Linked DNA regions of Homo sapiens: region 1 is linked to region 2. A link is an interaction called in ENCODE POLR2A ChIA-PET data of the cell type or tissue named here. Cell type or tissue: GM12878. All regions are shown on one strand. Each heading gives the region's core, and the rest is flanking DNA. Links, peaks and the distances in the headings are about the cores only. Region 1 overlaps LOC124902126 (a long non-coding RNA gene). Region 2 overlaps BNC2 (basonuclin zinc finger protein 2).

Region 1 (16,412 bases), core at 3,931-11,930, 520 kb after region 2:
TTAAAATGGCTTAAGTCCAAAAGATAGGCAAATGCTGGCAAGGATGTGGAGAAAAGGGAACCCTTATAGACTGTTGGTGGGAATGTAAGTTAGTACAACCAGTATGGAGAACAATTTGGAGGTTCCTCAAAAAACTAAAAATTGAGCTACCATATGATGCAGCAATTCCACTGCTGGGTATATACCTAAAAGAAAGGAAATCAGTATATCGAAGTGATGTCTGCACTCCTATGTTTGTTGCAGCACTGTTTACAATAGCTAAGATTTGGAAGCAACCTAAGTGTCCATGAATGGGGATAAAGAAAATGTGGTACATATACACAGTGGAGTACTATTCAGCATAAAAAAGAATGAGATTCAGTCATTTACAACAACATGGATGGACCTGGAGATCATTACTTTAAGTGAAACAATCCAGGCACAGAAAAACAAACGTCGCATGTTCTAACATATTTGTGAAATCTAAAAATCAAAACAATTGAACCTATGGACATAGAGAGTAGAAGGATGGCTACCAGAGGCTGGGAAGGGTAGTGGAGGGCTGGTGGGGAAGTGGAGATTGTTAATGGGAAAAAAAAAAAAAGAGAGAAAGAATGAGTAACACCTACTATTTGATAGCACAACATGGTGAGTATAGTCAATAACAACTTCATCATATGTTTTAAAATAGTGTAACTGGATTGTTTGTAACTGAAAGGATGAATGCTTGAGAGGATAGATACCCCATTCTTCATGATGTGCTTCTTTCACTTTGCGTGTCTGTATCAAAACATCTCATGTACCCCATAAACATATACACCTACTATGAGTCCACAGAATTTTTTTAAAAGACCTGTATTTAGGCCTGTTGCATCTTATATATACTAACAGGTAACATTGATTGAGTGCAAACTATGAACGAGATACCTGTTTAAGTGCTTTACAGTTATCACTTCATGGAATTCTTACATTAATTCCATGGGGTAGGGACAGTATTGTTACAGCCCAGCAGGTTCTTCTTGCCTGCTGCACAGAAAAAGCCAATATACTGAAACAGCAGGTATTGCAGCAGAGAAGGAGTTTCATAATCTCAAGGCATCTGAGTGATCTGATCTGAAATGCCAGTCTTAAGTTTCACAATAGCAATGTTACCCATAGGAGGAACTGGGGAAGTTACAGATCTTTTGATCACTGGCTATGTGACTCCTGAGAAGTAAGCAATTATAAAACAGCAAGTTAGGGAACAATGATTGGTTACTGTATAACTATGCCTATATCTTAGCAGAATTCAGACCCCTATTATAGTTCTAATATTATGACCTTACATTAGTTCCACAAATGCAGTTTCAGTCCCTAACAAGGGAAAGGTTAGTTTTGGGAAGAGACTATAATCATTCTTGCTCCAAGGTTAAAGCATAAACTAAATTATTCCTATAGTTATCCTGGCCTACGTACAAGAATAAGCAAAGGTGGTTAGCTTGTGAGGTTAGAAGCAAAATGGAGCCAGCTAATTAGGTTTCTCTCATTCTTGTAATTTTGCAAGGATGGTTTCAGTATTACCCTCATTATTCTGATGAGAAAGTTGAGGCATGGAGAAGCCAAGTAACTTGCCTAAGGTTTCCTACTTGATAGGGGTAATAGGGAGATGGAAACCTGGGAAGTCTGATACAGGACACTTAATTTTGACCATTATGCACACTGCTTCTCATTAGTCATGCATAAGACATATAATGCTGGAAAGACTTTCACACACTTAGCTCAAAATGTAAATTACATTTATGTTTAAATGTAATTTACATTTTTTGGGATTTAGTTATTTGTAACCTATCTTTATTATTCCTTCAATAACCTTACTCCATCTCTTAATTTAATACAAAAGCTAATGCAACCCCTCCCTTTTTGTTCATAGAGTAGGGTTCAAATTTCTTTTCAAAATAATACTTAACATTTACTGAGCTCTGAACTAGCCAAGTGCTCTATTGAGCATTCTATAAACATTATTTCATTTAATGCAGGAAGCTTATGAAGGAGCTTCATAATTTTATTATTTTATTGATGAGGACATCTACTTAACATGCCCAAGTTCCAGAGATGGTTAATAGTGCTGTCAGAATCTGAAGGCTTGGTTAATCTCTAGAGCCTGTGGTAGACAGAATTTTAGATGGCCCATGTGACCTTTGTTCCCTGGTGTTATTCCCATGATTATGATATATGACATGGCCAGATAAATTTTGCAAATGTAATTTAAGTTTCTAATTAGTTAACCTTAAGAGAGAAATTATCTGAGTGGGATGAACCTAATCACACAAGCTCTTCCAAGGCTGAGAATTTTCTTTGGCTATTGGCAGAAGTCACAGAGATTCAGCGAGGCAGCAGGACTTTGTGGATTGCTGCTCTAAAGATGGAGGCAGGCACATGGGAAGAAATGTTAATGGCCTGGAAGAACTAATGGTAACATCCAGCTGACGGACAGCATGGAAACAGGGACCTCAGACCTGCCGCCCCAAGGAGGCAGATTCTGCCATCAACCTGAAAGAACTTGGAGGAAAGTCTTCCCCAGCACTTCCCAGCTGACACCTTCATTCTGGTCTTGTGAGACCCTGAGTAGAAGAACCCAGTTGAGCCAGGCTGGATTGATTGATTGATTGACTGATTTTTTAGAAACAGAGTCTCGCTCTGTCACCCAGGTTGAGTGCAGTAACATGATCATAGCTCACTCCAGCCTGGAACTCCTGGGCTTCCAATATTTGTGAACTCCCTTCTCAGCTTCCAGAGTAGCTGGGACTACAGATGTGTGCCACCATATATGGCTAATTAAGAAAAATTTTTACTCCAGGCATGATGGCTCACACCTATAATCCCAACACTTTGGGAGGTGGAGGCGGGCAGATCACGAGGTCAAGAGCGAGACTATCTTGGCCAACATAGTGAAACCCCGTCCCTACTGAAAATATAAAAATTAGCTGGGTGTGGTGGCACACACTTGTAGTTCCAGCTACTCAGGGGGTTAAGCCAGGGGAATCGCTTGAACCCAGGAGGCAGAGGTTGCAGTGAGCTGAGATCGCACCACTGCACTCCAGCCTGGCGATAGAGTGAGACTCCATCTCAAAAAAAAAAAAAATTTTTTTTTTAGACATGGGGTCTCACTGTATTGCCCAGGCTAGTCTCAAACTCCTGACCTCAAGCAATCCTTCTGCTTCAGCTTCCCAAGTAATTGGAATTATAAGTGTGAGCTACAGTGCCTGGTCAGACCTACAGAAATGTGAGTTAAAAGATAGTTATTGTTTTAAGACACCAAGTCTGAGGTAATTTGTTATGTAGCATAGGAAACTGATACAGAGCCCACGTGATTAACTCCAACAGTAACAGAGGCCTCTCCCTCCTTGAGACCCCATATGAGGTGGCTCTCACTTCATCTTGTCTGCCCATATGGCTCCTTATTGTTCTCCTGTTCTCCACTGCTGTGGCTTTTGCCTAGGTGTTGGATGCACCTCATGTCTTCTAAGCTTAGGATGGATATGGAGTTCTCCTCCTCAATCCATTCCCTCCACCTGGCCAACTCCTTTTCATCCTTTGGAATGGATTTAAAATAGTGCTTCCTGCAAGGAAGAATTGGCTGATGCCTCAGACTAGGTCAGGTGCTCTCACAAGACCTTGTATATGGCCCTCTTAGCTCTTAAACCATTTGTAAATATATTTGTATGAGTTCTTTTGATAATGTCTCAGTCGGTCTCCCATTTATTCTCAATATGATCCTGTTCAGGATTCAAAACCAGTAAACAATTTTCTGAATATTTATCTTGATATCGAGTTATTTGTTTTCCTTTTTATAATAGGCCTTCTCTACTTAGACTCTTAAGTTTGTCGAGGAAAGGTACCATGTCAATGTCTCAACATTGTTGGCATTTAATAACCATGTTAACCAGTGAATGAGGAAACTGAGAACTACTAAATTTCCACTTGGCTGACACTAATCTCTCTCTCTCTGTCTGTCTTCTCCTCACCACTCTCCTCCACCCTCCCCACCTACACACACACACACACACACACACACACACACACACACTATTGCCAACTGCTGCGGAGCCATCTATGAATTCATCTGTGCATTCACTCTTTGTTTTGAATTGCTTTTCTGCCAATTAAAAAAAAACTTGCAAAAATAGTGGCTAAAAATAAAAAAGAAAATTTTTTGGATTACTAAAACCAACAGGTTAGCTTTAAAAACTTTTAGAAAAGGGACTTAAATTATAATCATAGAGGAAGTCTTAAAGAAAATAAAATATATAGTAGGTTGGAAACTGGGAAAACTGAGTTTAAACTTTGGATGAGCTGAAACTGTTATTAACCTCTCAGGGTCTACTTGTCAAATTAGAGTTTGAGACTAGATGTATATGAAGTCCATTTTTAAATCTAATTTCCCTAAATTGTACACCTATGACTGCTTAATTTGGCAATACTACTTTGAAGTTACTATGTCATGGAAGTAACTGTATATGTTTAATTAAACAATCTATAAGACTAATAATTTCAGACACACCTCCCCTAATAGTAAGGAATAGATGAGTTTCTAGCAATGGTGGCATTATGAATTTTTATTAAGCAACTGCTTTTCCTTCATCTCTACTAGCAAATTACAGATATGACTCACTAGAAATGCCATCTCAAATAATATGTATGATTATACTAAAATATTAATGCTATGTTGAAATAAAATAAAGTGAAAAATATGCAATACTATTTTTACATAAATGTTCATTCTTAGGGAATTTTCAATTCCTTAAGAAGTTCAATCAGTCTGGCCCATTTTTTTCATCAATCTCAAATTACCTTACCCCATACCGCTTTCAACTGAAGCAATTCCCAACATCTTCCCATAACAAATGTTTTTCCGTGTCTTTTGCTTAACTTTTCCTAGTATCCCAACACACTTGAAGAATCTGTTTATTAGTTGCATATTTGACAGACATTTATTGATGTTCTACTTTTTGCCAGGCAAAACATGATAAGAACACATCAAAAGGAACTTACTTAGTCATATTTATTTATTTATTTTTTCTTTTCAAAATAATTTTCTTCTTACTGCCAATAATGGCTAGGTATGGGTCTGACACTCCAGTGTCATCCCTTTACAGGGCTGGTTGATTTGGCAGGTGAGTTCTTCCACACTCCTTAGTGGATTCTGACTTCCATGCAACCATCCTGGTAAACTTGGTCATAGTCACCCTTCCTGTGAAATATGCTCTGAGACTTGTAGCTGTCTCCCACCAAGCTGTATCTGACAGTCACCAGGAAATGCATAGACTTAGAAATATTGTTGCATTTCCAGTATTAGCCAAACTCATGAAGTTTGGTGAACTGGACATTTCAGCCAATAATTAGATGTTGATCATAAGATAGTAGAATAAACCCCTCTCTCAGTTCAGGGGTGTGGTTTAGGCTACTTATGGTTTCAAAAAAAGAAAAAACTCTGTAAATTATCTTGAGCTAGTTTGAGCAAATAAGGAGGAATTTGTTAGAAATCATGTGAAGGTGGCTTACAGAATCTAAGAGCAGAAATGCAGCTAGGCCCAGACATTTCTGGAACCAAGGCCTGGAAAGACCATCAGGACTTTCTCCTCCTCTGATCTCTGCTTCTTTCTGAGCATCTGTTTCACTACTGGCTTTCTCTTTTTTACAGTCCACATGTTAGAGCAATGGCCTTTACAGCTAGCTCTTCAGTGCTGTGGCACAGGTCAAGCCACATGGGAACCTAACTGATTTTATCCTGTTTTCAGTTCCACTTTCTCTGGGAAGGAAATTTGACCGGCTCAGGTTGTGTCTGGTGTCTTCCTCCTGCCCAACTGATTGAGAATCATGAGGAAGCCGTGCTGTACCATATGCTTGCTAGGGGTACACTTCAAATTTGTAGGGACAAAGTGTAGGGAAGTCTAGGCAGATGTACAGTAGGTGTTGACAAGGGGGACTCCAGGGACTCTCAGTAAGAAACTCACAAATTTCATGGAGGTAGGGAGAGAGGCAGGGAGTATCTTCTGTTAGCAAATATGCCTTGCTTAACATGCAGGCATTGCCTATGATTGTGCTGTGATCATCCTGATAGAGTAGGTGAGGACAAATGGGGATGGAAAAGATGAGGAGAAGAGGTGTCCAGAGCCCTAATGCAGTGGGAGGATTTGGCTGACAGAGAGGAATGAACTTGATGAGGAGAGTAAGGGTGGAAATGGGAAAAAAAGGACATACTGCATGATCTCTTTTGCGTTTCTCAGGGGTTCTTCTACCCCTAGGTGAATAGTGGCCCTACATTTGAGCATTTGCTTTCTAAATAGTAATGTGAAAGAGTGTTTCCAGATTAGTGTGTATACGTGTGAGTGTGTGTGTGTGCATGTAAATATAAAAGTGAATATGTATTTTAAGGAATTGCAAATTGCATATTACAATCAGACTACATGCTGTTTTAATTTTCTATATGACAACTTGCTTGTGATCACTTTTAATTCAGTGATTATTTTCTGTGTTGTTCCTCTCTATAGATTTTTGGAGGAAATATTCTTTAAGTTAATATATGTTCCCTTTTATTCTTATATTTACTTATATGAAACCCGTTAAGTTTATTTACATCCTCTCTTATATTCACTTCAGACCTCTTTCCTAGACAGTGTGGAATTCTTTGGACAGTGTTAAGCTTGTACTTAGCCTGTAAGAATTACTATCTCAAGTTTGCGAGGAGAAAAATGTAATTTTAAGAAGTTTAATGATTCAACTCTTTGTTACAAATCAAAGAAACTGGAATTCAAGTGCATAATACATAAGAAAATAATGTGAAATGGCTTAATTGTGATGTTTGAACTGGAATAGTCACTGGGCTTATATTCTATAAGGAAGTAAGCCCCTGTCAATGTTCACTGTGGCTTACTGAACATAATACTGAAAAATTATGGCTGGGTGCGGTGGCTAACGCCTGTAATCCCAAAACTTTGGGAGGCCGAGGCGGGCGGATCACGAGGTCAGGAGATTGAGACCATCCTGGCTAACACGGTGAAACCCCGTCTCTACTAAAAATACAAAAAATTAGACGGGCGTGGTGGCACGTGCCTGTAGTCCCAGGTACTCGGGAGGCTGAGGCAGGAGAATTGCTTGAATCTGGGAGGCGGAGGTTGCAGTGAGCCGAGGTTGCGCCACTACACTCCAGGCTGGGTGACAGAGCGAGACTCTGCCTCAAAAAAAAAAAAAAAAAAAAACAAAAAAAAAATTATGGTTAATATTTGTTCTCTCTAAAGAGAATGTATGAAAGAAGTATGAATTTGTTGGTTGGAAACATTTTCAGTCCAACAATCTCCTCTACACTAAAATTACAATCTTTATTAGCTGGGCATGGTGGCACGTGCCTGTAGTCCCATCTACTCAGGAGGCTGAGGCAGGAGAATCACTTGAACCTAGGAGGCGGAGGTTGCAGTGAGGCGAGCTCATGCCACTGCACTCCAGCCTGGGTGACAGAGTGAGACTCCGTCTCAAAAAATATATGTTTTTAAATAGAGATAATTCTATAGTAAAAACAATGTACATACATTGTTAAAATTTCTGAGAGTATAAAAAAAAAAAGGAAGAAGGGGGAAAAGAACCACATGGACCTTTTATGTTTGGGTTCAACCCAGAAAGCTTGTCACATCTGAAATTTAATAAAGGCAACAGCAAAAACCAAAGGGGTGTGATTTGCATCATCTATGAATCACTTATTGCAAGTAACACTCCTTCAAGGAATTGTAAATTGCTGGATGTAGTCTTACATTCTGTTTTCATTTTCTATTTGACAAAATGTTGTGGTTGCTCTTTTTTTCAGTGGCTGTTATTTTATGTGTTGTTCCTGCCTCTCTATTGATTTTAGAGAAATGGTCTTTTAGACAGCTAAGTAAATATAAAGAAATATTTGTATAGTAAAATACTATAGTATAATAGGATGTGAAGACACTCTGCCTGTAAGAAATACTTATGAGTTGCCTCACTAGTAGCCAAGATGTGATTCACAGAGCTGGCTGAGCAGGCATGAGAGCTGTGGAAGCTGGTTAAAGAGAAAAACCTGGTACTCCGGCACATTTCAAGTCATGTTCTGTAAATTTCAGCTATATGGTGAGTCTCCACAGAAAGCCTATATGCAAATTTCCTTATAGTCATTTATACTGTAACTTAGGAGTAAAGTTGATATAAATCAAGCATAAGTTATTTTTGTAGTAATTAGAATTTAAAATTTTTAAAATTCAGCTTCTCCTTTTATGTTGATTTAGTAATAAAACCAAAACTCAGTGATTAACACACAACTTTAATAAATCTCGTGTGTAGTCATCCTTTCAAATTCAGAGACATACCAAGATGCGTGAACTTTGGATTTGGGCATATCTATACCCCCAAAGTAGCTGAACTACAGATTTTCAAACCGTCTTTTGGAAAGAGTTGACAGTAAGCTAGAGATTTTGTTGGCTAAATTTTGTCACAAAGTCATTTTCTAAACCTCTGAGTTTATAACTGCCAGAAACAAAGAGTAATAAGAAAAGTGCTGATGACAGAATAATTTACAAGAGGGGTATATGGGGGCTTTTTAAACTACAACACTGAACTGGGAATTAGGAATCCTGGGTATCTCATCCGTCCTGCCACTAATTCTCTTTGTAACCTTGGGTGAGTCACTTGACCTTTGTTGTGGCTTGACTGCCCATTGGTGCACTCAGAGAGAGAGAGAGAGAGGCCTTAAAATAACGAGATGGAAGGTGCTACGAAGGTGCAGAGTATCACAGCCTTTCCACGACTCTCTGATTTTACTTTTCATGAAAATTATTAACATTTGGCAAAGAGTCATTACTCGACAATTTATTATCCTGTTCAAATCCAGGTAGGTTAAAAGTTTAAACTTTTTTATACCAAAAGTCAAGTCTCTTTTGCTTTATAGAAACCCCAGATACCACATGGTAAAAAAAAAAAAAAAATCAAAAAAGCTTATGAAGTTCATTTGAAAAGCCTCTTTTCTGGCACATAGGCTCTGCATTATAATGAAATATTCCATTGAAACGTCTGCTCTTGGCACCATGAACGGAGAAAAGTCTTGTGTTTGTATACTCTGTGAAGTTGAACAACAATTTCCAACATATGTTAGGAGAGGCTGCCCTCTTTGGAGATGGGAAAATGGATAGCCCCAGAGGGAAAAGAAAACCGAGCGCTGAAAAGTTTTTGTTAATCTTTTACTGGTGAAACAGAGCTGGGAGCAGAGCAGCCTGTTGGCTGCAGAGAAGGCTGGAGCCAAAAGGCCCGGCCCACAGGAAATGAACGCTGTCCTCCTCAGCGAGGCTACTTAAGCGGAGAGAAAACATTTACAGTACTTGTAATTACGATGGTTTTCGGCACCTAAATTGTCATAAATCACATTTATAAAAGCCATCTTCGCACCAGTCAAATTTTGAAAGCTGCAAAATATATTCAGCTGGTGGGTAGTTTGAAACGGTGGTACATATGTTTGGAATAAATACATGTTATAATTATGGTTTTTAATACTGGGAGCTTTCTTATGAGGATTTATACTCACATACTGATGATAATGGAGTACATTGTGAACATAATAAAGTGGTGATGGGTGGTATTTGTTCCAGCATTTCTGCAAAATACTACTTCCAACTCTGAGGGGTATGTTCCTATGTAAATCCCCATACATCAAGATAAAAATATACTTCTCAGTGTATTTCCTGGAGCAAACTACCTAGAGAGAAAATACCTGCATTTTCACAACCAATTCATGGATCTTAAAACATAATTATGTCTTATTGCATTGTTGATCCCAGAGCAGTATTTGAATTAAAAAGGAGTGCCAATAGAATTGGTAGAAAGTAAAAGAGCTCTATTTTATAGCCAAGAGCATGGTGGAGCGAAATCTAGTTTTAATAAAAGACTAGTATCATAATAAGCAGATGAATCTAACTGGTAATTAGAGTTTTTATTACATATGTATTACCTAACACCAAAGCCTATTCTACCAAGCAGAAAACGAAGGGGAGAGATGGGTAATGAATTATATAGTCTGGTAGGGCCAAGGAGAAATCTGAATTAACTCTTTACACAGTTCTGATACATTGGACAACTGTACTTTGGACTGGGGACCTGGTCTGAGATATCTTTCTCTATAGTAATCTTTCATTCAATCATTTACTCATTTGACAAATACTTGCTAAGCACCCCTTGTATGCCAGACACTAGCCTAGACGCTGAGGGCAGAAACGAGTAAGTCAAGTTTCTGCCTTAAAAGTTTCTGCCTTTGAGAGAAATAGAGTCATAAATAAATACAACAGAACAGATGATGTGCACAGATAGAGATATAAATAGTAATTTTTGTCTGGGCATGCATTTTCACTGTAAACTCTATAATAGAGGACATATATTATGGGTTTCTTGTTCCTGGCACTGGTCAGAGATCATAGCAGTCTAGGCAAGGAACTTGTTTAAAACTGAGCTTGGTAAGCAGATTCAGGGTGATATCCTACAGCTCTTGGTCTTACTTCATTTCCATAAGCATTTTAAAAGTGTGGGTCTCTGCTTATTGCGAAGGTATGTATTCCATAGGATCCCTTTTCTGTTTTGACAGTTTCTGTCTTAGTCCAGAAAATGTGATTAGACTGATGAGTTTACAGCCTACTGTGGGAATGCAGGGCCTTATCATAGGTAAAATAGGCAGTAATTGGGTACAATAGCAGAGTTTTGCTCCCTCTCTAAGTACATGTCTGTTTCTACCCTCATACCGCTACCATGTCAGAAAATTCTGTTGTAGAGGTTTCATTCCATTAGCTTAAATTTTCATTTTTGCTTTGTTGTAATTCACCTCCTAGTGTGATTGAACAACAGATTCTTTCTTTAGAACAAATTATAGAAATGAGATTAAGAAGAATATAGGAAGGAAGAAGGGGTTATGTTCAATGGGGAGCCTGCAAAAGTACATCAACTGGACTTCATAAGGGAGGCAGGAGATTATACTGAAGAAGCTATATGACCTAGCTAGCTGCCGATGGCTAGGGAAGATCTTCGGGATTGGATTTTGAAGGCGTTTGATCAAGGGAGTCAATATGTATGTATGAATTCATTGACTTCAGGACACAGGATTTAACATGATGGCGTGAACCCCAGGGAGTAAGACAAATTCACTGCAACCATGGCTCCTAAAAGTGTGGAGAAAGTGATGGTTAATGCTGAGTGGAAAGGAAATGCCTAAATTGTGCCAAAAGATGATACAGGAAGGAATAAAGAGCCTGGAGAAACTAGTCATGCTAGAATGGATATATTTTGCCAGGTCAAAAGACTTCCTGGAGGATTATACTCAACAAGAGGACCCAGAGGACACACCACTTACCAAGGTCATTAGGAATGAGCTGGTGAGGCAACCAGCATCACTAAATGTTTAGTGGTGACAAATCTCAGTGGGAGAATTGGAATTCAGGACCCTGGGATTCTGGAACAAGGCCATGCCATTTGCAGCAGCAGATAATTATATGCCTTTTGATAAACATCTCCTGGTGTGTTACTGTGCCCTGGTAAAGATGAAACACTTGACCAAAGGATACCAATTGTCTGTGCATGGAGACCTGCCCAATATTGGCTGTGTTCTCTCAGACCCACCAAATCAGGAAGTCAGATTGGCCTAGCTGCAGCCAATTGTCCATTTTAAGATGGAAATGGTATAGCCTGGATGGGCTGCACAGGCAGGTAGCCCAGATCCCTTGTCACTCACCACAGTTTGAGTAACCCTCTCGCTTACTCACACCTATGGCTGTATGCGGGTTGGGGAGAGGTCCTGTATAACCAGCTGAAGGAGGGGGAGAGAGCCATAGTTTGGTTTACAGATGAGCTGACTCAGTATGTGGGTGCAAACCAGAAATGATTGGTAGCTGCATTATAGCCACATTCAGTGGTGTTCTTCAAAGACAAGGAAGAGGGAATGTCTCCTCAGTAAGTGGAGCTACAGTCACGATGTCTGTTCATCCAGGTGTGGTAAGTGCTTATTTGATGTTCAGTGAATGAATGAATCACTCAATGAATGAACACAGAGCATAGGAGTAATTGAACTCCATAGATCGTTTCTGGTCATGTTACAGTTGGCGAGAAAAGTATCAAATGGTTGCAGAAGCTGGACCTCTAGAACTTCTGGTCTCCGTTAGTTAGAACAGTTAAGAAAGGAAATTTTTGTCCAACCTCTATTATGCTAATTCCAGACAAAGAGGACTCCATCTGGACTATCAGAATGTTTCTTTGAACATGAAGTGATTTTTGTTAGAATAAATTATAGAATAAATATTAGAACAAGTTGAACAAAAAGGCTACACTGAAAGCCGGAGTAGGAAATACATTGTGTGGGAATCTACTTGCCTACAACTCAGAGCAAGTATTCTAGAAAATAATAGAAAGGAGATGAGAGAAAGCTCATCTATGTTAAAAAAAAAAATATACCGGCCTGAGAAATACTTTGCAAAGGAGTACACCTATGCAGTCAGTGGCACATTTATCTCAACAACACTTTAAATACCATTTTTGGTAAATAGGCACCATTTAAAAATAGTTTGCACTCAACATTAGTCAAATTCTATCCTCTTCCTTTAAAATGAATGCTGCTATAAGGAGAATGTTGACACATATGATCCTGTCTGATTCATTTGTAGGGAGTAAAAGGTCTGTCTTTAAATTGTACCAAACCAAAATAAATAAATAAATAAAACCAAGATTCAGACTTACATATGCCACATTATAAATTATTATTATTCTGCTGCTATCTTTTAAAAATGTACTTTACCCACATATTAGAATAAGAAATAGGCTTCTGGTATGTATTAAAGAAAAGTAATATTATAAAGTGTATTTTGCCCTATAACAAAACCTGGTGACATTTCTGGTTGGATTATTGTCACAAATTAAAAACAAAACAAAACAACAAAAAAACCAGAAAACACTGGTTAGATTATTCCTGAGCTCTCAGAGCAAAAGCATTCCATAGGAAGCCAAGAAATATAATTTTAGTTGAAGTATAATTTTCCAGCTGTTGCAAGTAGGCATATTTTGGCATGTTTCAGAACTAGTGAAATGTAAGGAAATATTAACCAGATGATGGTTGAATCTGTTTTTATTTTTAACTGCAGGGAGACAAGATTTAGAAGCCGCCGATTCTTATCTGATTTCACAGTACCTTTGCCACAAATAAAGCCAATAACTTAGTGTCATAAAATCCTAATGACTCTCTAAGATCCTTGGGGCATGTGCATATGAAAATGACTTTCAGGGATCTGGACACATCTCCTTGTTTTTCATATTACTTTTTGAGATCAAGAAAAGATAAAATGTTAAAGTGTTCTCTTTCATTCCACATTTCAAGTAAAAATCTCATTAAGTGAGCAACAGCTGAATATGAACCAAAATCACCTGCAAGTCCGAAATTGATCATATTTGCAGAAAACAGCCCAAATTAGACCCATCTGAAAAATGGTCCCATCTATTCACAGTCCCAATCAATAGGACCTTCATCCATTTCGTAATAGCTGAATATAACACCACTCGCAGAGGGTAGAGCAAACCCATTTGGCAGTTTGTTGAAGTCTCTAGTCTTCTCAATGTTTTCAATTCCCGTTTAAAGCATGTTTATGAAGAATTTTAAAAATACATAATATTGCAAAGGAAATCAATTACAAAAATATAGCCATCAAAATGTTAAAAAACAATTTTGTACAGTAATGTGCTTTCTCACTAATGCATTGAATAACAAGATCTAGCAGCAGGTCTAATAACTACCATAATTTCAAAATAGTGATGAGTATAAACAATATTTTTAAAATATCTATACTAGCTGTGTTGTGTTATGAAAATATCTGTGATTTCTCTTAGTGTCAACATCACAGCTACTGCATATGCTAATATTGCTTACCTGTATTATTTAAGAAATGTGACTTTTCAGTTAGAGATTAGTGAAAATATTAACATATTAGTCTTTCTGTTTCAATTTACCAATGCCCTGAATTTGAGCCCTGGTATAGAGAATGGACCTAATATTTCAATTAATTTCTCTGTGTCAGGCACTGTGTCAGGCCCTATGCATTCACTTACTTCATCTCACAGAAGCCCTTTGAGCTGGGTAACATTGACCCCATGTTACAATCAAGGAATCTGAGATTCAGGTTTCTTGCCCAAAGTCTGGAGTTCAAACCCAGGTGTGATTGGTTCCAAATCCGACAGGTCGCATATCTTTCTGTTTTACTATCCTATTTCCCAGTAGAAAATCTTTTTTTCTTATTAATAATCTCAGGCAAAAGCTTTAGCTCCTCTGTAGCAACTACCTAGCTCTTTGTTTTATTAAAATGAAGCATGTGTGTGTTTCTTCTAAGTAAGTGTAACACCTCTGTAGGAGTCCATAGACGATACATGATAAACTAGTCACATGTTTATCAATATTCTAACTAAACCGAGTTCCAGCTTTCTGGGCTACAGCGTTTTATTTCCTTCTTCTCTAGTTCTAGTCTGTGTTATCTAAACGGAAATGAAGTTTGGCATTTGTATTCCCCCAAATGATGAACTTCCTTACCTTATGCTGACAAAAAGCTCTTTCATTTCATTCTCCTTCAATAACCAGCTCTCCATTTGCAATGTGAGTGGGCAGCTCTGCCCCAAGAAGACCTCCACCTTCCCCAAGCCAGAAAGGGAGCCAAGAGCTGTAGCACCATCCTCCCATAGTTTCCAACCTCAGCCTAGCCTGAAAGACTGTGCTCCTTCTAATAAGAGGCCATTCAGTCTCCCTGGGCTCATGGGGAGGCTCCTCCTGATCAGAGGCTGTGGGTTCTAAACAGTGCCAAATTGTGTGGGGTGGTTTTCCTTACTATGTACTACTGTCCACTGGGGATGGAACTGAGACCACTAAAATAATTCTACGTGGTAGTCTAGGTCTAACTCATGTTTAAGAGAAATATTTGGATACTTGGTGTATTTTAACTTCTGGATGATACTCTTAGCAATTCCCTGATGAAGTAGTTTATGTAACTTAGAGGAATTCTAAACATGATAAATGTTTCACACACACATCTTGATGTCAAGGATAGAATTTATCCAATATAAGAGCAGACAAGTTTAATAAACCACTTAAGTGTTATAAGGCATGTTTCATACTGCAATGAATTATGTCCCTATCTGTGGTTCAATGTATATGTTCTATCATTTTGAATATTGAATTAAAAAAAACCTGTATAAATAATGTGAAAGGTCTGATTTAAAGCAACAAATGCTAATAAAATCAAATTGAAGGCTGACAGAACTTCAGTAACTCACAGATATTTCTTAGGAAAGGTATAATAGGGAAGGTATTAAAGAGGGCGTCTTGATATTTTCTTTAATAAGTCTGTTTGAAATCATGTTGAATATCCAGATTTTTCAAAGGCAAATTCATTCAATTTGTAGAACTTTAAACATCCACAATTATATCTGGTTCATGGCACCTGTTTTAATAATTAGGTTTTCCAGAAAATATGTATTTCCAAAAAATTGATCTTTTAATTGAGTTTTCATATGACAGCACTAGAGATATTCCTTACACTTATGGAGAGTTATATTTCTGCTAGAAGTTCCTGTAAGAAAAATTATTTAAATCAAACCATTCTGATTTTTTTTTTTCATATTGAATCAATAGCACAGCCATGTTATACTGGTTGAGAACCTGAAGCCCAGCTTCTTAAAGAAATGATCTCAGGTAAAATTTATTTTAGAATACCTTTAACAAATTGGGAGTTAAGAAAACATCTAATCAGAGTAAGGATTTGAGAAAAAAAATCTTTCCTTGATCGCAAGCAATTTTGAGAATATTTTTGAGAGACCCAGGATCATTTGATAAATTTTCAGGAAAATTTATCAAATTTGATAAATTTTCAGTTTTGTTGCCTTCTTGTTACTATCACAAATGTCCCTGTGGCTAGGATGGGCCTTAGGGGACAAAGTGTCAGTCCTTTTACTGCCTTCAAGAAACAAAGTCTTTCTGCTCTCTGGAACTGCCACCTCAGCACCTGCTGCTTCATCTTGCACCCTGATGTTATATAAGGCATCACTACCTTTAAAATGCATGAACCAAGCCTTATTTGCATTGAACTTTTCAGCCTTTGATCCTACATCACAATGTTGTTTCACCATGTAGAAAAGCTTCAAAGCTTTGGCTTGAGTAGTAGCCAAACTCAAAGCTAAATTAGATCCTGACTTCACAAAATCTTAAATCTTTTCCATCTTAGCCTCAAATCTTGTAACTTTATCTGAATTAATAATGGACAGCAACCATTGCTAAACTACTTTCAGTCATTTTAAGGACCAGGTCTGTAGTATGAATACCAGTTTGAACTAGTGAGACTAATGTTTTCAAGAAATGGAACAGAATGGACACTTACAGAAAGGAG
Region 2 (16,412 bases), core at 5,326-13,325:
TAAAGTTAACTTTTCTGAATTAAAAGGCTAAGAGGAAGTATATTTTAAAATATAAAAATAAAAGTGTTGATCCCAGCTCCACCACTGTCAAAGCAACCTTAGACAGTCACCTCACCTCTCCATGTTCCAATTTAAAGTATTCAAATTCCATTCCTGACTATCTCATGAAGATACGATGATGGGACCGGGCGTGGTGGCTCATGCGTAATCCCAGCACTTTGGGAGGCTGAGGCAGGTGGATCACCTGAGGTTAGGAGTTCGAGACCAGCCTGACCAATATGGTGAAACTCTGTCTCTACTAAAATTACAAAAATTAGCCGGGTGTGGTGGTGTACTCCTGTAGTCCCAGCTACTTGGGAGGCTGAGGCAGGAGAATCACTCGAACCCAGGAGGCGGAGGTTGCAGTGAGCCGAGATTGTGCCACTGCACTCCAGCCTGGGCAACACAGCGAGACTCTGTCTCAAAAATAAATAAATAAGAAATAAAAAATTTAAAAAAGATACGATGATGATTAAGTACTTAAAAGTGTTTTCAGATCCACTGGGCAATGTCTTACCACTCAGGGGGCAGTCATGTGATATTATAGCTTGTCTAAATAACTTTTCAAGCTGTGTGATGTTTCTCCAAATTCTCTGGGTCTTTGATACCAAAGATAAACAAAGACACCCAATCTTGACTGATGTAGCATTTGCTTTAAAGTTCTGAGAGAACTGTAATTTTTAACTGCACTAACAGAATGCACAGTGATCAGCTGTAAAAATTAAGTCACTTATCCTTGCATACTGAATAAAAGTTAGGATTATACATCCTAATTGAAAAGAATATCTCCCAGGAAAAAATAAATTAACTCCACATACAAATCACTATATGTTGTTTTTTAAAAATTATTTCATGAAACAGCAGAAAGAAGAACACTTGGGAACATTAGATGTGAAAATAGGCAAGAGACAATGAGGACCTGAATGAAGGGAGAAAAGTGTTCAAGGGCTATTTAGAAGGCTGAGGCAATGGTATTTACTTAGATGGCTGAGGCAGCACCATTTTTCTTTCTTTTGTTTTGTAATTGAATAGAGGAGGTGACAAAGAGGAGAGCATGGGAGATGAACCCTCAATATTGCACCCTGGATGTCCTCCAGGTATGTGCTGGTGGGGAGAAGGTTTGATGAGAAAGATGAGTCAAGTTATTAATACACATACTGAGAATAAAGTATCTCTGCAACACTTTGTTTTGAAAATTGCCTTACTGACTCCTAGTTTATCTTCATATAGTGTAATAGAAAAACGCAAAGTGTTTTAATTGCACTTGAAGCTTTCGTTGAAAAAAAATCAAATTGGTAGAATGTTTAACTACTCAGAGAATATCCCAAAACTGAGTTATTTGTAGAAGGAATATTCACATACCATAGTAATTCTAATCTCCCAGTCATTAAAAAAACCCATGATGAACACCACATGGTGGGCTCATCTTGGGAGCTCTCTATCAAAAGGTACTGAAAATGGCATTAAAGCAAAAGAACTTCAATCAGACTTCTGTGTTCCAGCTTCAACACAGAAAGAACTACATAGACCTGGACAGCTGGAAATGCCATGCCATATGAGATTGCAGCAAAGGAGGGAAATATTAAAAGGCTTTTCCACACTCTAGGTACAACACTATTCAGAAAGTAGGTCTGACTTTACACCATGGTGAACTCCAGGAAGGCTTTACTCTCGTGAAAATAGCAGAGAATCTATTAAATTCATGAAGATAAGGACACTGGGTTAGATTTTTCCAAGCCATAATGTTAGCAGGGGTTAATGTGCCTATATAATAGATGATCTTACTGTACATATAACATAGCCTTGTGAACACATCTGTGTTCACCTGTACACATTATATATACTTGCCTCTTACCCTAAACATGGCTATGTTTTTTAAAACAATGTCAAAAGTTATTTTAGAAACTCACACTATGTTGCTATGGTGCATGCTGCTGCAAAGAAAAAGCTAATGGGCTCTCTACTTAATGTGATTACAGCCATTATTGACATAATGCCAGGAAGACGCAAAACCATTAGCATTACGCTACAGCTCACTTAAGCATCCACTCAGATTCGGTATTTGATCCACAATTTTAATTTTGTTCTGCTCTATTCAGAGCTGCATTACACAAAATGCATAATTAAAAGCTGCTGTGATTCTCTCTACTTCTCAAATTAAAAACATAGCAAACATTTGTAGTTCTAATCCACTAGAAATTAATAAATCAAACAGTGTCTTTTATCCCCTTTCCTCCATACAATTCAGATTGCAGGTTGGGAATACTTTTGCCTGCAACAGAGTATGCTACAGAAGGAGCAGCTGCTCAAAGAAAAGTCTCCAAACTGCCTACTGTAAAGGCAAGTGAGAACCTAGAGGGCCTAGCAGCACCGATAGCCTTACAATTCCAAGCTTTAAGCTGGAAGGGTTTTCTGGAAAGAAAAATTTTAATCAATTCACCATAAATCCTTTTGATGCATTTTCCTTCATTAGCTCACTTTGTCAAGCATACACATGCTCCTAATTTAATTTAATCAAATGCACCATGTCTTTCTGTCAACAGTGAAGCAATTCCCGTGTCCAAAAGATCTCCTATCAACTCCCTACCCAGGACAGCCTAGAGGGGAAACTGATGAGAACGAGGAGTTTTGCTTTATCCACCATTAAAACTGAAAGGGTTTCCCCCTAAAGATCTGCCATCAAGAGCTGAGCCACTGACGCCATTCCTAGTTCCACTGCTACTAGAAGCCTTCATCACTTGCAATAATAGAGGATGATGATTCATTACAATAAAAACAGTATCTACTCCCCTGTGGAAGATAATCCTAGGGAAGTTCTGGAAGAAGTATTAAAAACAGCAGCAGAGCAAAGAGGGGGAATGCGTATCTAAACCTAGGCTCCCACACCGCCCTGGAGTTTCTCCTGTACACACCTGAGGTGCTCCCTTTAGGTCGCCGTGGCCAGTTCTTTCAGCAGGCCATGCTTCTCCAAGTATCTCACCCCTCATCATCACCATTTTCCTCATTAATTGCAACTCATCCTTCAGACCTCTGCTCAAAGCTCACTTTGTCAAGGAAGTGATTCCAGAAGTACTCTAGATAACTTGCTTTTTAACCCGTGTGTGTGTGTTGTTTTTTTTAAAAAAAAAAAAAAACTCTGGCAGTTTGACACTGTCCCCTCCCCCTAGTCTGTAAGCTCCAAGAAAGCAGGGACCACGGGTTTATCTAGCTCACCATTTTAACTTCTAGAACCTCTCAGCTTTGGCACATAGTAGGCACCCAAAAAATACATGTCAAATGACTGAATGCTGAGTTAATCTACTGTGATCCAATGGTCTTCCTATACATGCCAAATTTCTGTCATTTTCTACAGCTATTTAATATTACAAGGTGATCATTCCTGAAATCGTATTTTTGAAAAAAGCATAATGATGCAAGGGGTTTGAAATGTACAAAAATTGTCCAATTTGTGGGTTTTACATGTGTCTGTGGTAGGGAAAGAACATTAGCAGGGAGGGTGTCAGAAGTAATGTAGGATCCAGAAGAGCCTTCAAGAGGAACCCCGATATTCAATGAGAACTTAAATACAAGTGTCCCAAACCACCATGTTGCTCCATCAGGGTAGAAAAGGAGAGGACAGGAAGAAAAGGAGCAAGAGAGAAAAAGACCTCTCCCTGAAGAACAGCCAAAGTATCATTTGGGTCTGTAATCCCAGCACTTTGGGAAACCGAGGCAGGAGGATCACTTGAGGCCAGGAGCTGGAGGTTCCCAAGTGAGCAATGGTCACTCCACTGCCCTCCAGCGTGGGTGACAGAGCAACACACTGCCTTTAAAAAGAGAAAATTTTAAAACTATCATGCAGCTTCGGAATACTCTTTGATTACCTTTAGGGTCTAGTATTGGCTTTTAAAGAAAATCTTTCCTTGATAACAATGTGACAAGGAGATTAAAAAAAAAAAGTCCTTGATTTTCTTAACAAATCAAGATTTTAAAATGTCTAAGCAACAGCCAAAGCTGTCTCACTTAGACAATCATTTATTAATGGCAAACTTAAACATTTTTTCAAAAAGAATTAGTTATTTGTCTCTTACTCTCTTGGATCTGTTTTGTAAGCTTCCTGACTTTAAATTTTTAGCTATTTCTTCTTGCTGAAAAGCTAAGAACTTCATTTAGACATTTAATATATCTAGACTATTTCCTTATAACCCTAAAAAAAGTTTAAAAATATTCATGGGGAAACATATATAATTATATTTCATTTCAGTTTTAACATTATAGAATTTTCTTTTTTATCAAAAATTTGATATCTCTATTTCTTTGTATCATGATCCTGAATCAAGAGGTGTTTTTTCTTGAATGCTTTCAAAAGGACAGGCATCCTCAGAGTAGGCCTGGAGGGAAACTTCCTTTGGCTCCTACTTTAGAAGCAACTCATAGAACAAAGGGGATAGTCTCCTCCGGTGGGGGTACCTGGCCCCCAATTTGAACTTCTCAGCATGTCTTTTTTTAGGTGCTTAGGAACTAAAATTTCTCCTTAGAAAAAGACTTGAGCGGGCCCCTGCATCTTTCCATATCCTGCAAACAGATGACAGGAGTAGTCAGGCAGGAAAAAAAACCCAGCTGTATCTGGCTCATCACAGTCTGAGGTAGTTCATTTCATTGTTTCATGGCTCGAACTGTTCTATGTCTTTCCTTCCACTGGGCTGAAATCTGCCTTCGTATAAATTTCGGTCCTCTGAGATATTAACAAAAGCAATATGCTTCCTGGTCCACGTGGAAGCCCTTACAGATGGGGAGGAGGACTCCATTCTGGCAGGCTTTTCTCCAGGCCAAACACTGTCAATGGCTTCCCCGTGGTCAGTCTGCAGACCCTTCACCACCCTGGTCATGAGTGGTGATCACATTTCAATTGCTCAATGCTCCTCATACACAGTGGTACCCAGAATTAAAAGCAAGATCCCAGAAGTGATCTGTGAAGAAGGAGATAATACCACCGTAATTCTGTTGTTAATGAGCAAAGACACTTTTTCTTAAAAAGGCATATGACATAAATGACACAAAATACAAACATTTTCAGCTTAATATTTCTTCCACATGGTTATAAAATACTGCCTTTTTTTAGATGTAATCTATAACCTAATTTCTGATCTTATTCTTCAATGAACAGTGTTAGTGTAACAGAATATTCAGCTTAAAAACATCTTTTACCACAAATTATAAGAGGAAAGGACCATTAGATGTTGTAAGTGTAGATCACAGAATGTACAGATGCTTATTAGCTTCAGAAAATGTGAACTCCATATTAACCATACAGCTGCTGGCAAACTCTTCTAGGTCAAAAAGGAATGTCAGTGTGTAAGAGTACCTCTAAATTGAAGTAACTATTTTGTGGCTCCCTGCATTCTCATCTCTCAAAGCTCTTCCCGCTCGGACTAAAGAAAAGAAGCATGACCCTGATATTAAACAGATGACCAATAAGCAAATGGGACTTCAATTCACAAAAACCAAGAGGACTCCAAAAAAGAAAAACTTGGTGGTTGGGGCTGGGCACGGTGGCTCACGCCTGTAATCCCAGCACTTTGGAAGGCCGAAGTGGGCAGATAACCTGAGATCAGGAGTTCGAGACCAGCCTGGTCAACATGGTGAAACCCTGTCTCTACCAAAAAAATAAAAATTAGCCAGGCGCGTTGGCGCACACCTGTAATCCCAGCTACTCGGGAGTCTGAGGCAGGAGAACTGCTTGAATCTGGGAGGCGGAGGCTGCAGTGAGCCCACTGCGCCACTGTACTCCAGCCTGGGCGACAGAACGAGACTCTGTCTCAAAAAAAAAAAAAAGAAAAGAAAAGAAAAAGAAAAAGAAAAGAAAAAATTGGTGGTTGGAAATTTATCCCCAACTTTGACTAAAATGGGATTTCAGAGGGTGTGTTCATGTGTGTGTTTCAGACCACTTCAACTGCTATCTCTCATGCCAAAGAATACAGCACCTAGCAAAAGTTTTCAAGTTTCAAAAAGGTTCATTTTCCCTTCAGTGATAGGGAGGTATAAGAGCCTTCCTCTTCAATATTTTATTATTAAAATTTTCAAATACACAGAAAAGTCGAATGAATTGTACAGTGAGCACTTATGTATCTACCATCTAAATTCTACAATTAACATTTTATTACATTTGCTTGTAAGAGTCTTTTTTATGTATCATTGATCAGCATAACAGTCCTATAATTTACAATTTTGGGGGGAAAGTTCCTGATATCACTGGGTCAGCACTCATTTTTAAAGTACAGAAATAAACATTTCAAGTGCTTAAGTTAGGCTAATATAATTTTGCTTGCATTTAAGATCTGACTTCTTTCTTTATGCACGTTGGGTAAAATATTTGTTAGATTATTTATGTTTATTTTAATAGCTCGGCACAAAGATACTAAAATGTTATCTGTAACAGCTTAACCTTTGGAAGAATACTTACCTTTGACAGTTTCCAAATGTTTCTAAAATCTTTAAAATTATTTGCAAGCTACTTGTGGTCCCCCATGAATCAGCTAAAGTTATTATCATAAAATAAGTATAGCAGCTATTATAATATTCAGTATTTACTATGTGGCAAGTACCATTCTAAGTTCATTCAACACATGTAACAACATTCAACACAGGTAACATCATTCGATACATGTAACATCTCCATTAAATAGGTACTTTTAATATTATCATCTCCATTTTAAAAATAAGAAACATGGGGCATAAAGAGTCAAAGACCTCACAAGTGGCAGAAATGGGATTCAAACTCTGGCAACCTAGCACTGCACACTTTTCGGCTTCTCAGTACACTGCACAGCCTCTCTAGCAAACAAAAACAACCCTCTGCCTGATGAAAACCCAATCTGTTAAATCATTACCATCCCATTGAGAGGTGACAGCGTGCTGGCAGTCCTCACAGCCCTCGCTCACTCTCGGCGCCTCCTCTGCCTGGGCTCCCACTTTGGCGGCACTTGAGGAGCCCTTCAGCCCACCGCTGCACTGTGGGAGCCCCTTTCTGGGCTGGCCAAGGCCAGAGCCGGCTCCCTCGGCTTGCAGGGAGGTGTGGAGGGAGAGGCGGGAGCAGGAACCGGGGCTGCAGGCGGCGCTTGCGGGCCAGCTGGAGTTCCGGGTGGGCGTGGGCTTGGCGGGCCCCACACTTGGAGCAGCAGGCCGGCCCTGCTGGACCGGGCAATGAGGGGTTTAGCACCCGGGCCAGCGGCTGCGGAGGGTGTACTGGGTCCCCCAGCAGTGCCAGCCCACTGGCGCTGTACTTGATTTCTCACCGGGCCCTAGCTGCCTTCCGGCGGGGCAGGGCTCGGGACCTGCAGTCCGCCATGCCTGAGCCTCCCACCCCCTCCATGGGCTCCTGTGCGGCCTGAGCCTCCCCGACAAGTGCCACCCCCTGCTCCACGGCGCCCAGTCCCATCGACCACCCAAGGGCTGAGGAGTGCGAGCACATGGCACGGGACTGGCAGGCAGCTCCACCTGCAGCCTGGTGCGGGATCCACTGGGTGAAGCCAGCTGGGCTCCTGAGTCTGGTAGGGAAGTGAAGAACCTTTATGTCTAGCTCAGGGATTGTAAATACACCAGTTGGCACTCTGTATCTAGCTCAAGGTTTGTAAACGCACCAATCAGCACCCTGTGTCTAGCTCAGGGTTTGGGCTCTGGTGGGGCCTTGGAGAACCTTTGTGTCCATACTCTGTATCTAACTAATCTGATGGGGAGGTGGAGAACCTTTGTGTCTAGCTCAGGGATTGTAAACGCACCAATCAGCGCCCTGTCAAAACAGACTACTCGGCTCTACCAATCAGCAGGATGTGGGTGGGGCCACATAAGAGAATAAAAGCAGGCTGCCCGAGCCAGCAGTGGCAACCCGCTCGGGTCCCCTTCCACATCGTGGAAGCTTTGTTCTTTCGCTCCTTGCAATAAATCTTGCTACTGCTCACTCTTTGGGTCCACACTGCTTTTATGAGCTGTAACACTCACCACGAAGGTCTGCAACTTCACTCCTGAAGCCAGCGAGACCACGAGCCCACTAGAAGGAAGAAACTCCAAACACATCCGAACATCAGAAAGAACTCCAGACACGCCACCTTAAGAGCTGTAACATTCACCGCGAGGGTCCGCGACTTCATTCTTGAAGTCAGTGAGACCAAGGACCCACCAATTCCGGACACACCATCGCTGATATCACTGCTAACTTAGGAACTGGTTATTTTCATTTCAGAAACTGAAGCAATGTTCAATTTCAATGAGTATTTTTTAAAGCCAACAAGTTGTTAGTTTCTGAGTAAAAATTACATGTACAAGGTACAGTGTGGTTATAATATATTTGGAAAAGAAAGTACAGATCTACACTGAGAATGAAATTAATGCCTATACACAAACACATACAGTCCAATATGCAAAGAATATGTGTGATCTTAGACAAGATAATTAATTTCTCTGAACCTACATCCTTGTTGACAAAATGAGGGTAATACTATAATCTTAGTACCAACTTCACGGGATCATTATGTGAATTATACTGGATAATCTGAGCTCCAAAGTATGTGTAATAAAATAAGTACTCAATAAATGTTAGCTACAAACACATATAAAAACCTTAGCACTATATGTGGCACATGCTAAATACTAAAAACTGTTGTCAGTAATAAAAATATTAGTAATAATAGAAGACCAATATATGTCAATAATAACTAATGTTCACTGATACCACAGGGGAAATTATAGATCCATAATTGTGTTTTAATGTTTTCAAAAGAATAAGTTTAATCTTGGCCAAACACAGTCTTCCAGCAGATTGCATCATAAAGGATACTTCTGATTAAATCAAAATGACTAAATAGTACTACAGCAGATTTAGCAGAATAATTTAATTTATAAATAAATCAAATTGGTATCAGTGCAAGGTCCCTGTTGGCTATTATATCCCATTGTGTCAACCCAATAGTGTTGGGAAACCTTTAAAAAAATGCTATAAATAGTCATCTATAGAAACTCAAACTAATAGGCAGAAAAAAAAAACCCTCTTCTTATATTGAACAACAAAAGAAGGAAATAAAGTCTATTTTGACAGTTTAAATTGTAAGCTAGCACCGATGAAGGTGATTGCAGACACTGATTCTAAGACTCTCGTTTCTACATACTCATAGAAGGATGATGAGACATATAATCTTACTTACTTTCCAACCCCACAGCCGGCAGATAATTTAGAAAATCTGCTACTTCTTCTCTATCAGGAATAACTGGGATCACAAGAAAAGATTCCCTTCCCTCTGTGTTTCTAATTTAAATGAATAAACTCAGAGGAATCAACCTCTGTATCATCACAAACTTCAGACTCCAGGACTCTCTGGACCAGACTGGGGTCTCAGAGAACAGCCACGGAGTCACTGAACCCCTCAGATGGCTCTAAGTGAAAAGTCATGCAAAGGTCCGGGGCTTTCCGTGGCCAGCCCATCAGTCTACTCATGTGTGACTAACACCCCAACTATCCATCTTTCTGGACCATTTAGTCTTTGCAGGTACAAATGGCAATTTGCTGTCCATTTTCGATTACACATGTATTTTCTCCACCACATCCAACAGCATGTAAAACAAAAAGTGCCATTTTGTATACACAAAGGCACTTACCAGGGCTCAGTGGATCTTAACACCATGCACTCTGAAAGGATTAATGATGGTGTGATGGGAATGAGACGGGAAATGAAAAACTCGGTTTTCCCCTGTTTATACCATAATGTAACTTGATTGCTAAAATGAAAAGTATATTCTCTACCACCTTGGCCACTGAAAAAGACACTGCTGAAACCAAGAGGCTTCTGTCCTGATACAAGCAACTGACCATATTTCATTTCCTTACATACTATTCCCTTCCTTTCATTTCCATTATTTCATTGCTCTCAAATTACATGTATCTGCATGGTTTCTTCAAGACACAAGATTCAAATACTATAAAGCTATGTGGTTTTGGCTGCAGGTGGGCAATCCAGTCCTTAAGCAGATGCTAAACAAGACCATGTCCAGGTTTCCCAAAATTTTGGTAAAACTTATTTAGCAATAATTAGCAATGATTACATGGTATACAGAGTGGTATACACAGTATATGCCATGAAATAGGAGGAAGCCATAAATCTCCAGAGATGAAAATATTAATTTCATACCCCACATAGCTAATTCTATTGCTATTGCAGGATCAAGAACTTTGAAAAGCATCTGCTTTAACTCAAATCCAAGCAAATTCACACGCATATGTGGAGATTATTTTCAGGGATACTTATTTCTACAGCAGCAAAAAGGGAGTGGGATAAAAGGCAAGCTGCCCTTGTATAAGATTTCCTAAGGAATGGTCCCTGAGCAAAAGGACTTGAGAGCCACCCATGGAAGATGTCACGGACTTTCAGGCTTCTAAGTACTCATCTTCAAGCATGACCCTGTCCTAAAGCTTTTCTTTGCTCCACTCACCCAAACTACTTTGTAGACTTTTCTATACGCCATGGGTACTTAATAAATCCTGGCTGATAAAGGTAATGGCAAAAGAAAAATCTACCCAGAACTCCAAATCCCCTGCCAACTCTTTTATTCTTTCTGGCTCTCCCAGGAGAAAGTGGTTGTGATTAACTTCTTAAAATGACCCCAAGGCTTTTGACGTGGTGTCATGTCCCCTCCAAACTCAGGCACCTCTATCTGACTACTGACTTTCTCCTGTTTACTTATTAACTCTGTCTCTTGTTAAATTTTGAACAGTCTAGGCCGTTTTACACCTTATAGCTCAAAAAAGGCAGCACAGTAGCTGGTGTAGGGATGTGACAGAATGTTTTTATTCCACCCCCGAAATAAAGCTCCTTGTTTTTGACACACTGGAAAATGTACAGCCAGAGAGTGCTCGAGGCGAAGATGCCACCCCAGCCTTACATCTGTCTGCTTTCATTTGTCTACAACTGTGCTTATAGATAAAACAAGCTTTCCAGATGTCATCACAAGCAGGGCTCATATGCTGACTTCACTGAGACACCATTGTTGGCTGCCAGCATAACAGAGTTGTAAAACTAAAATATTTAAACTCTGAGCTACTCAAAACAACTCTGAATGTCACACAGGATCTTATTTCGGGATTAATTAATGTACACCCCAATAAAATAATCATGCGTTAAAAACAGAGCTGGCTGGCATGCAAGTGGTTCTAATTTTCCTTTTTCCAACTGTTCCAATGGCATGCAACAGCATCATGAAGAAATTTCTGAAGGACAGCCTTTATGTATATACCCGATCAAGCTCTTAAGTTTCAGGTGCTACATTTCACTGTGCCACGACCTATATGTTCTCATTGTTTAAAACAGACATAATGAACCTAAGATGAACAAAAGCAATATGCCAGGCACAGACTATAAAGACATTTCCACTGTCAGAGGGGAAGACCAATGACAAGTGATGGGGGAGATTACTAATAGGCATTGTTTTACACATCCATATGTGAAGCTTGGCTTCAGGCAACCTGGTATCAGGGAGCTTGAATGTTTGTTTGAGAACACAATATCCCTGTGGTTATAATTACAACCACTGTACAAGAAGAGGACTGCCGTGGTTTCATAATGCCCTTAACAAAGAAGAACACATCATTCCTGTGCTTCCAGAGAAATTACACACACACACACAGAGACACACACAGACACACACACACACACACACTATTTCTATTTTTTTTCTCTGAACCTGCCCAACAATTTAGTTTTCACTGAGTGAACGAAAGGGAGTTCAGCTTCCATCTAAATGATCGTTCCTCATAACCATCTAATACAATTGTTCTGAATTGGAAAAAGAAGCCCTTTCACAGTTGGGTACATGAGACTTCCACTCATCTCCCACTAACTTGGGCTTTCATCCTGCTCTGATTAAGTCTCTTGTAGCCCAGTTTGCATTTTTGTAAAGTTGGGTCAGGGATGTTCATTAAGCATCTGTTACTCAAAAACCTGTTTTGTGGGTCATTCTGGTTTTAGAGGCCAAATCCATCACCCAGCCACAAGCCTTCTGGAATTTCTGCTTAATTTAATAAGAGACCCAACTTTGCATTAACCCAGTCAAGGGATCATATAGGCTCTGTCAGGGCCGGTCCTCCACCCCACTGGGCTCATTTCATGTGGCTAGGGCTTACCAAAAAATTAAAATTAAAAAGCACATTCTAGCCTGAGCAACATAGTGAGACCCTGTCTCTACAAAAAGATTTTTAAAAACAGAGAAGCGTGGTGGTGCATGCCTGTAGTTCCAGCTGCGTGGGAGGACTGCTTGAGCCCACGAGGGCGAGACTGTAGTGAGCTGTTACCACACCACTGCACTCTAGCCTGGGCAACAGAGTGAGACCCTGTCTCAAAAAGAAAAGAGAAAAAGAAAAAAGCATGTTCCAGGCAGTCCACAACCCTTCTCAATCCCCCATTTGTACCCCCAAGGGTACAAATTTATGTGGAATAAAACATTTACTTGTGATGGCTTTCCAGGAGACCATTTACAGAGAGGAAAAGGAGGGAGTCAGTTACTTTGCTTTCCCACCATCCTGAATGTTCCCATCTTCTCTTGAGCTGATCTTAGTTCGAATCCTCTGAAAATAAATCACCCCAAAGCACTCAAGATTTCCCCAAGGCTCCAGCAGGCTTCCTGCTTTGTTGTTTCCACCCCCGTGCTGGGAGGCTAATGTGTTTGAGGAATGTTGTTTTAATGCAAAGAACTTAGAAGAGTCAAAACAACCTGCCATAGGGATCCATCTGCCTCTGATGATCCTGGCCTCTGTCACTCCTGTTTCAGCCAGAGGAAAATGAAGTCAGAGGAAAATGAAGACCTGGGTATTAAATTCTGGTCATTTCTAAGTGTTAGGACAGTAATTATACTTCTTGAAATCAGAATAGTAGTATCATTCCTAGTTCTGTGGGACTTGATGTTCCTTCTTTATTTGGTTAAATGTTTAGGTTGGGGCAGGAAGAATTAATACTGAAGCACACCCTGTACTTAATCTTCTGACACCCAAATAAATGCGCACACCTTTTATTATCCTCCCAGTACTATGCTTGGGCAATGTCATCTGCAAGATTCTCTTCATGAGATTATTATGAGTGATGCTTACACTAACCCTAATTTTCAGCTTTTCAGCAAACATATATTCCTCAGAAACATTTAATGACACATTAGGCTCTCAAATATTTGCACTAAAGTTTACTTTCTGTTCTTTAAAGTTCTCCTGGGTTTCTATAGGGATGCAAATTATTAAACTGTAGCAATTTGGGAGATTCACAGACAATTTTTTTTTTTGGTAGAGACAGGGTCTCACTCTGGTGCCCAGGATGGAGTGCAGTGGTGGGATCACAGCTGACTGTAACATCAAACTCCTGGGCTCAAGCGATCCTCCTGCCTCAGCCTCCTGAGGAGCTGGGACTACAGGCACATGACACCATGCCTAATTTTTTTTATAGAGATAACGTCTCGCTATGTTGCCCAGGCTGGTCTCTCGGATCATGCAGTCCTCCCATCTTGGCCTCAAAAAGTACCAAAATTACAGTTGTGAGCCACCATGCTTGGCCATAGACATCGTTAATCTCATTTTTGCCTTTTAAATCCACTGGGAATCCAGAAGTGACACTTTCTATATTCCCCTTTTACAGATGAGAAAAGAGATGTGTAACTCAAGTTACCTGTTTGCCTAAAGGCAAGACAGTAAGCCTGGGGCTGAGTCAGTTTACTTGAAGAACAACTAGAAGCACAGTCTTGAGGGGGTCAAACGTCCTCTCCTAGCTACAGACCAGAGGATGTAATAACAGCAGTAAGTCTGTCGGCTGGGGGTGGAGGGGGCGGGCAGTTCTGAACGCTGACACCTAACAGGACATGGAGTGTTACTCTCGGGTCCTTATTTGAATACAACTGCACTTAAAAAATAACCCAATTTAACAATTCAGAAGTTCTGATATATGTTTTATAAAAATGTATGAGAGACCTAAAAGCCACGGAGAGCCATAACTTTGAGCTGCCTCATTTGTTTCTCTTTTATTACAGTACTGCACAGTGGGCACAAGCTCTTCACTGAAAAGAGAACATTAAATCTTTATTCTAAACTGTTTTAGCAGAACAATATTAATAGTTGAATATTATTTTGTCTGACTTATAAAATACCATTCAAATAAGACCAAAGAGAGCACTGAACCCCAGCCAAGTCCTATGAGAAAAAAGTGACAAGCTATCTTCAGAAACAATAATTTCTTGTCACTCTTAAGATTCCAGTAACATGTCCACTGCTATGTAAGCCCAAAAGCCGATTTCTTGGAATGAAGGTAAGCTATTCAGAAATAAACATTTCTCTGGGTCCCCCTTAACAAGGAAAGCAGCCATATGAAATATTCTTTCTCTTCCTCGAATGTCTGTGTGGTCTTTCCTAATGCAGGATCAGTAAGCAACCCATGAGGAAGCCACTTTGTTTCCATGGATATTTTACCATAGATGGTGAAACAGGACAAGATTTAAGTTTAGAAGAGAGGGCTCAATCCCGGAAAATATTCAGCCATCAGTACAATTCAATTCAGCAAAAACCCCAATACGACTATTTTTGGCCGCATCTTTGGAGCTCTTTGCTTTATCTTTGTACTACTAAGCTACATATTCCCCATAGCATGCAAAAAGGCACCGTTTCCCCTCGCCTTATATGGCAGTGTGGGTTACTACAGACAATTTCGGTGAGATTAGCCAAAAACCTTAACAATGGCCTTTTTCTTGGGTTTCCAATTTTCTATCAAATTCACAAAGGATTTTTCTCCCCAACGTACTATATCTTGATATTCCAAATAACATAAAAAATAAAATATTAACAACTCATAAGTTAGGAAGTCTGTTTTCTGCTCTAGAGACCTCTTTAAGTAATCAGAGTGGTGACAACAGTACTAACAGCTAAATAGGGTTTACGTAACACTAGCAGGCCTATACTTACACTAATGGAAAAATTATACTGAACCTAGTTGGAACTCACAGAAATAAATTAAGCAACTTTGTAGGAATATTCACAGTATTTCTACATAAACACTACTGAGTAAAATGTTTTAGTGGGAAACAAATTTTTTTCTAATTAGCAAATGAATGCGTTTAGTCTGGAGATCTTTTCATGCACTAAAATATCTAATTCAGGGCTTAGCCTGCAAATATGACAGATTAAGTACTGCCTTATATACTGTATTGACTGTAACTTCCTATAAAAAGGAATGCTGTAGTGAAAGCATTCATGAAATATTTGAATCTTAATCCCGATCATTCAGTTTGCCTGTCACTAGCCAATCAAGGAGCAAAGATTAAAGGCTAAACAAGATCAAAACCAAAACAGTCTTAAAAGGTGATGGCCTGAACAAGGATAAAGGCTTCTTTTAGCAAAAAAAAACCCAAAAAACTGATTAGTAGACCCAGTAAAAATTACAGGCAAAAAATGGTAGGAATCATTAAATCATCTATATTATGTTTCAGTCATTGCTAATCACTCTGCTTTCCAAAATGCCTAGTAAGCTCATTCAGTATAAACCTATACACTAAGACAATAGAATTAAAAATTAAAATATGAACTTTCTAAGTCAGTGTTGTCAAACAGAAATATGTGATCCACAGTAGTAATTTTAAGCTTCTAAGTAACAATTATAAAAAAGTAAAAGAGGCAAAACTTTTAATAATGTGTCTTACTTAATAAAACAATCCAAAATATTGTCAGTTCAACATATTACCAATACAAAAATTTGTCAGTATTTTAAATTTGGTTTTTGTAATACATCTTTAAAATCTGGTATTTTACCTTTACTGCACATCTCAATTTGGTATGGAATACTTGAAATGTGGCTATGCAACTAAGGAAATCAATTTTTAATTTAATTTACATTTAAATAGACACATGTGGCTAGTGGCTACTGTGCTAGACAGCATAGGTTTATAGTTTATTATCTAATTTACCTTTCATTGAGATAAGAGTTTTAACATGCAGCAAAATCCTAGGACTAGAGAAATCTTTAAAAAGACAAAATACAAAGCATCAATCATTGCTGGTCTCAGGGTAGGAAGGCTGAGTTGAAATGTATATGCAAATATGATCCATGGTTTACATAAATGTGTTGCTGACATTTTTCATTTCCATGCACACATGTGGTGATATGTGATTTAACATCCTAAGGAGAAAAAACACATCACCCATCTTCAAAGCCTCTCAGTTGATATTTTATGTTACCTGCCTTTCTCCTTCCCAAAGGCTAACTCCATGGCAGGTTTGAAGTACTCTGAAAAGGAAACACTCCTGAGTGATTTGAGTGTTACATAACGGGGGCTAAAAAGTTTCTTACCCTCTAAAAATTTCATACATATGTTCAGGTGACTCAAAA

Evidence for each region. Peaks named below come from ENCODE experiments on the same cell type or tissue, not always from the same donor. Only the 100,000 strongest peaks of a DNase experiment are listed, where the experiment ranks them.
Region 1: POLR2A ChIA-PET joins it to region 2 with 8 read pairs; 2 of 35 experiments call an interaction of 5 or more read pairs at or near these places.

The regions. Positions count from the first base shown.
Region 1 is chr9:16,996,060-17,012,471 of GRCh38, forward strand. LOC124902126 (a long non-coding RNA gene) reads right to left here. Exons shown (of 3, transcript XR_007061426.1): 3 at 13,100-16,412. Among named protein-coding and RNA genes, the nearest start is that of CNTLN, 130 kb to the right of the region's middle. In GM12878, for the core only: no CTCF peak of the experiment used is centred there; no DNase peak of the experiment used is centred there.
Region 2 is chr9:16,473,411-16,489,822 of GRCh38, forward strand. All of the region lies in intron 5 of BNC2 (basonuclin zinc finger protein 2), which reads right to left. Among named protein-coding and RNA genes, the nearest start is that of LINC03041, 210 kb to the left of the region's middle. RefSeq lists enhancers at 11,800-12,452, 12,453-13,104. In GM12878, for the core only: no CTCF peak of the experiment used is centred there; a DNase peak (open chromatin) is centred at 9,634.